Linked DNA regions of Homo sapiens: region 2 is linked to region 1. Evidence: chromatin loops called from intact Hi-C (ENCODE). Cell type or tissue: OCI-LY7. All regions are shown on one strand. Links, peaks and the distances in the headings refer to the core of each region. The heading gives the core; the rest is flanking DNA. Region 1 has its middle 15 kb from the start of HLA-DQA1. Region 2 has its middle 2.2 kb from the start of HLA-DRA.

What was found. Hi-C counts contacts between places; a loop is a spot of excess contacts. Peaks named below come from ENCODE experiments on the same cell type or tissue, not always from the same donor. Only the 100,000 strongest peaks of a DNase experiment are listed, where the experiment ranks them.
Region 2: a loop joins it to region 1, with 3 times the contacts of the local background. A loop is called at or near these places in 7 of 110 quality-filtered maps.

What each region holds. Positions count from the first base shown.
Region 1 is chr6:32,621,153-32,623,825 of GRCh38, reverse strand. No RefSeq gene overlaps it. Among named protein-coding and RNA genes, the nearest start is that of HLA-DQA1, 15 kb to the left of the region's middle. In OCI-LY7, for the core only: a CTCF peak has its summit at 1,173 (motif pointing left); DNase peaks (open chromatin) are centred at 645 and 1,185; H3K4me3 peaks cover 1,411 bases; H3K27ac peaks cover 2,006 bases.
Region 2 is chr6:32,436,120-32,439,155 of GRCh38, reverse strand. No RefSeq gene overlaps it. Among named protein-coding and RNA genes, the nearest start is that of HLA-DRA, 2.2 kb to the left of the region's middle. In OCI-LY7, for the core only: no CTCF peak of the experiment used is centred there; a DNase peak (open chromatin) is centred at 1,545; H3K4me3 peaks cover 1,492 bases; H3K27ac peaks cover 2,500 bases.

The DNA of each region.
Region 1 (2,673 bases), core at 1-2,500:
GGTACAAGGTCTCCTTTGGAGGTGATGAAAATGTTATGGAACTACATAGAAGTGATGGTTGTACAACATGGTGAATGCACTAAATGCTACTGAGTTGTGCACCTTAAAATGGGTTAATTTTGTTATGTGAATTTTACCTCAACAAACAAAAAGACTGCCTAACTCAGGCCCATGTCTTTATATAATATGCTATATAATACACTCTACTACTCTTTAAAAAATCAACAATACAGGACAGTATACTTATCCTAGACTTTCAGAACATTTATTATTTTTTAAAATCTCATTATTTTGAATAAAAACAGTTTTAAATCTATAGATTATATCTCCATCCAACTTCATGATTCATTTATAGTTTGTTTTCTTTTCAGTAAAGTACATTTTTTACTTTCTGTTGAGTCTATGTATTTCTTACAAAACTTATTCTTTGATATTTTCTATTATTCCTAATGCTAATGAAGCTCCCCCTGCCACCAACCTTGGGTATGCCTTCTTGACAGTTTAGTCTGCCAGAGACAAATGATGCTGACTTCTCTACTTTGCCTTATTAGATAAAAAGAAAAGTATGTAATGATAATATCAAGGTTTCATGTTAATGTGGTTTATGCAAAGATTTATGTCATCATCCTTCCCCTTCAACCACAACCCTATTCTAATAACCACATCCTGTGACCAAACAGCTCTTCTTTTCCTACAAGCATCACACTTATTATTAGTTACTCTGAGGTTCTCAATGTGAATTTTAGATAGTGACATATCCTTTGGCCAATACTTGAACAATCTTCACACAAGATGTGAAGAACATGACAACAAACTGTAACTAAGGGTATCAAAGAACATAGTTAAGGACTCCTGGCTGTGATGGCCGTTTTCAGTAAGACATTATTCTACAGGACACTTTCTGGAGTATGAATTCAACATATTAGAAACTACATTGTGGAGGTTTCCCCTGAAGAAAAAAAAGTAGTTGGGAAACCCATGACAATAAGGATCTGAAATTAATGTGGTATGAAAGTGAGGGTAGGTGCACAGCTCTGGGCCAGCCACACAGAGTTAGGGCCACTGTCTCAACATCTGAAAGAGACTGGGCTTGAACAGTGATGAATACATTAACCAGGGGGCTGGATCTACATTGCTCACACTTGAGCAGAGATTGGAATCCAGCTGACTGTGAATGAGTGTGGAAGAGCCCCCTGCTGGAGGCAAATGACTGGAGCCCTGTGCATATGCTGGGCCATGGAGGAAGAGCACAAGTATATTCTCTGGAACAGAGCTCTTAAGGGACTGGGCTAAGTCAGCCAGCATCCTCCTCCTCCTCACCCCACCCAATGGTAAATCTGATAAATCAGTGCTAATTTGCTTTGTATGTTAGAATTTACTAAATGTGATGGCTGATATTTTGAGCCAGGGTGGCAAATGCAGCTACTGACTCAAGAGCAATGTGTAGTAGTAACTTGGGTATGAGAATAGGATTGTGAATTGGTATGCAACTTTACCAGTGACAGTTGTGTATCACTACCCATTGGCATATATGTTCTAGTCTAGTGCTGAGAAAGATACACAAAATATTAAGACTTTTACAGCAAGATTGGTACCACAAAATGCTCATTTTTAGCTCTCGTGGTTTTTCTGTCTTGTAGTTTGTTGTAGCTTTCTCACTCTTTTCGAGGCATCACCAAGTCAACTTGTAAATTCTGTAATCACTTTCTTTCAGTAGATTTCTTAATTAAGACTAGGAATCCTTTTTGACACTTGGACACCGAAAGGAAGCATCTCTCAATTTCCTCCTTTACTCATGCATCTTCTTATCAACTGGGGAGTCTGGGGGTCATAAGACTGAAGTAGTAGGTGAGGCTCGGACATCAGATCAAATTGAGAATTAACTAAAACAGGGATGGGGCAGAAGCACCTCTCCATAAGACATGCCTACCAGTGTGCCATGTCAGTTTACCATTGCTATGGCAACACCCAGAGGTTACCACTTCTTTCTATGGCAATAATGACCCACTGGGGTCATTGAAGTGGTAATTGGAGTTACCATCTATAAATTAAGGGGTGGATTATGCAGAAATTTCTACCGTATTTCTAGAAATTTCTGCATAGTCCACCTCTTAATTTGCATATAATTAAAAGTGAGTATAAATATGACTGCAGAACTGCCTCTGAGCTACTATTCTGGGCACACTGCCTATGGGGTAACCCTGCTCTGCAAGGAGTAGCTTGGTTCAATAAAAGTTGCTGTCTAACACCACTGTCTCATCCTTGGAATCTTTCCCGAGTGAAGCCAAGAACACTCTCGGGTGAAGCCCCAGTTTTGAGGCTTGCTGGCCCTGCATCAAGACCACCCTTGCAATGGATGAGTTTATCTGCTAGTTATCTCAGTACTGAGGGCTTCTTAATGTGGGAGTCCTCACTTTGGGGAAAATGAAGAATTTGACTGGTTTTGGGGGGTTGGTCAAGGGAGATCTGCTGCAGTCTATTAAGTGATTCTGTGAAAGACAATGATATCTTACTCCACTTTGAGCATTTGATCTGAATGCCTTCTTCACATGAAGCCTCTGTGGATCCATAACCAAGGGTGCAGGAATTTTGCTTCTGAGAACCTTTCCATGATAGACTTCTGGTTATTTCTTTTCTTTCTGTTTGCTATTATGACCTACACCTCTGTTAACA
Region 2 (3,036 bases), core at 224-2,723, 180 kb after region 1:
CACACCTCATTTGAGGATTCAGGTCAATGAATATGAGAGAGTATAGTGGGCAAAGCCTATTCTTTTTTTTTTTTTTTTTTTTTTTAGACGGAGTCTTGCTCTGTCGCCCAAGCTGGAGTTGGTGGCGTGATCTCAGCTCATTGTAATCTCCGCCTCCCGGGTTCAAGCGATTCTCCTGCCTCAGCCTCCTGAGTAGCTGGGATTACAGGCGCCCACCACCATGCCCGGATAATTTTTGTATTTTTAGTAGAGACGGGGTTTCACCATGTTGGTCAGGCTGGTCTCAGACTCCTGACCTCGTGATTTGCCCGCCTTGGCCTCGCAAAGTGCTGGGATTACAGGCATGAGCCACCACACCCAGCTGGCAAAGCCTATTCTATTGGGAACGTTAGAGATAATAACCCACAGAACGGCTTTAATATTCCTTCCCTCATGTCATAAGATTATGAAAGTTTTTCTTTTGTCATATGATTATTAAAGATCTGCTCTAAAGAATATATTTTGATGTTCAACATAGACAGTCCTGAAAATTAGGAGACTTCGACTCTCTTGTTTCTGAAGATACAGTGTTATGAAAAGGAGAATGTTAATTTCTTTCCACAGAAAGGACTGGAATACAAATACTTCCATGAAGAGTGACCTGGCAGTGAGGGAGCCCATCGGATGGTGAATCCATTGTTTTTTTTTGTTGTTGTTTTGTTTTCGAGACGGAAGTCTTGCTCTGTCGCCCAGGCTGGAGTGCAGTGGCACGATCTCGGCTCACTGAAAGCTCTGCCTCCTGGGTTCACGCCATTCTCCTGCCTCAGCCTCCCGAGTAGCTAGGACTACAGGCGCCCGCCACCATGCCCGGCCAATTTTTTTTTTTTTTTTTTTTTTTTTTTTTTTGTATTTTCAGTAGAGACGGGGTTGCACCATGTTAACCAGGATGGTTTTGATCTCCTGACCTCGTGATCTGCCTGCTTCTGCCTCCCAAAGTGCTGGGATTACAGGCATGAGCCACCGTGCCTGGCTGGTGAGTCCATTGTTCAACATCAGTCATGACATGTCTGCTTAGGGTGGATTTTCCATACTGTTGTGCTGGGGTCTTGTCCTGCCATGCAGCCGTTCTCACAAGTTATGAACACAAATATTCCATACATTACTGATTATCTGATCGCATCAAAGGGCTTTGAACACACTGTGGCATTAACTCCTAGATCGCTAGAAAGAGACCTACAGCATGGTCTCTCCTGCAATTTTTCAGGAATACCTTTCCTGAAAGTTAAAGAGTCAGGAGAATGGGCCAGATGAGAGCCTATGGTATCAGTCTGTGCTAAGAGTCTGATCCTATGATTTAAGCTTGTCATCTCCTCTTTTAGAGGCAAAACCATGTATAATTTTCTATGTCTGCCCTTTGCTGGCTGCCATAATGCCTTGTTCTTAAATGGTGCTTGAGAAAAACATGGTAAATTCAAAGACATTTCATATATTATAATAGCATCTTCAATCCAAGTTGTTGCTCAGCAACTTATGACACTGTTTAGTCCTAGAACACTGATTGGTTCTTCTTGTGAGATTACTAAATTTGGGACACTTGAGAAATGACTTTCAGTTCCCTTTCTCTGTGATAGGAGAGAAGTTCCTATTTGGACAGTGCTCATGGTTCTCCGTTTTCTTTCAAACTCTAATTTCCTGTGTGTTTGAGGGAATTTCCAAAGGCACCTGAATGAGGACTTCTTGGTGATGTCAAATGGTGACGAGACACTATAGCCATGAGAATTCAGTCAAGAAATAGGAATCCCTGTAATCAGTCTAAGCAGAACTGAATATATTACAGGGAATTAGCCCTTAAAACTGTTAGGGGGTCTGGAGGAGCACAAGTCACTGCAGACCCCTAATTTTAAAAGATCAGGAACCCACAGGAAGCCTCTGCTGATGTTGCAGATCCTCTAGAGCCCCTAGGAGTAAATGTCTTTAGAACACAAGGCTGCTGCCAAAACTCATGTCTGTGAAACCTGTCCCTGAGATGGCTGTGGCCTAACTTCCACCTCCCAAATCTCATAATACTGAGTTTCACTGGAGAAATGTATTCCATGTTCAGAAACCTGGGGCAGAGCAAGCCTGAGAGATGTAATATTCTTACATCTATTCCCAAAGATACAGACAGGATCAGAGAAGCAAATGGAAATTTTACAAAAATTACTAAATGCAAATATGTGTGTCTATGTTTGTGTGTATATCCACCATAGATCACTCTGGTTCTCCCCACAGTGCCAAGTCTAAAACCAGAGGACATATTCTTCTGGAGAAATAAGTTAGGGCTTTCACACTGGGCCCAGATCAAGTCTGGGACCTCAATACTTCATTTGTTTGTGTGGTTTGAATTCTGAGAACCTCCAGCCCCTTCTTTTAGCTTCCCTTCCACCACCCCCTACCCCCTTTTCCTTCTGCACTAAGGGTCTTCATGGTGTTTTTCTCCTACTAAGGACTTCCTACCAGAGGTGCTGAGGGAATATTGATCTAGGTATTTCCTTCTCAATTCACTACATAAGAAGCTTTTCTTGTGTTACTTTTTCTCATCCTGAGAGGTCACAGAAGCTGGTCTGCTGGAATAGATCCCTATCAGAATAAAAACTGTGAACTGTTGATATCAACAAATGCACTAGGACGTTAACAAATGTGCTAGGGCAGTGGGTTAATGGGCCTTCCTAGCATGTCCTGTGTTAATAGAGGCCTCCACGATGACTGGACTCATCTTTAACCTGGGAGGATGGCAGTTTGAGTTTGATTCATTCTCTCTTCACCTCTACCTGAAACCTGATGCTTTAAAGACCAGAGTTATCTTTATACAGACCTCCTGGGGTGTGAAATTACCCCTCTTTACTTGACTAGTCTTTGTAAATTACAAAATGCATGCAGGTAGGGGTGTGTGTGTGTACGTGTGCACACTTAGAAACTTTGAATCCACATCTCAGAATATTTTCCTGCCGGCCAACTACAAGTTTCATTGCTTTAACTTGAGAACCTGTAGTCAGATTGTTCTATAATTCTCTGTGT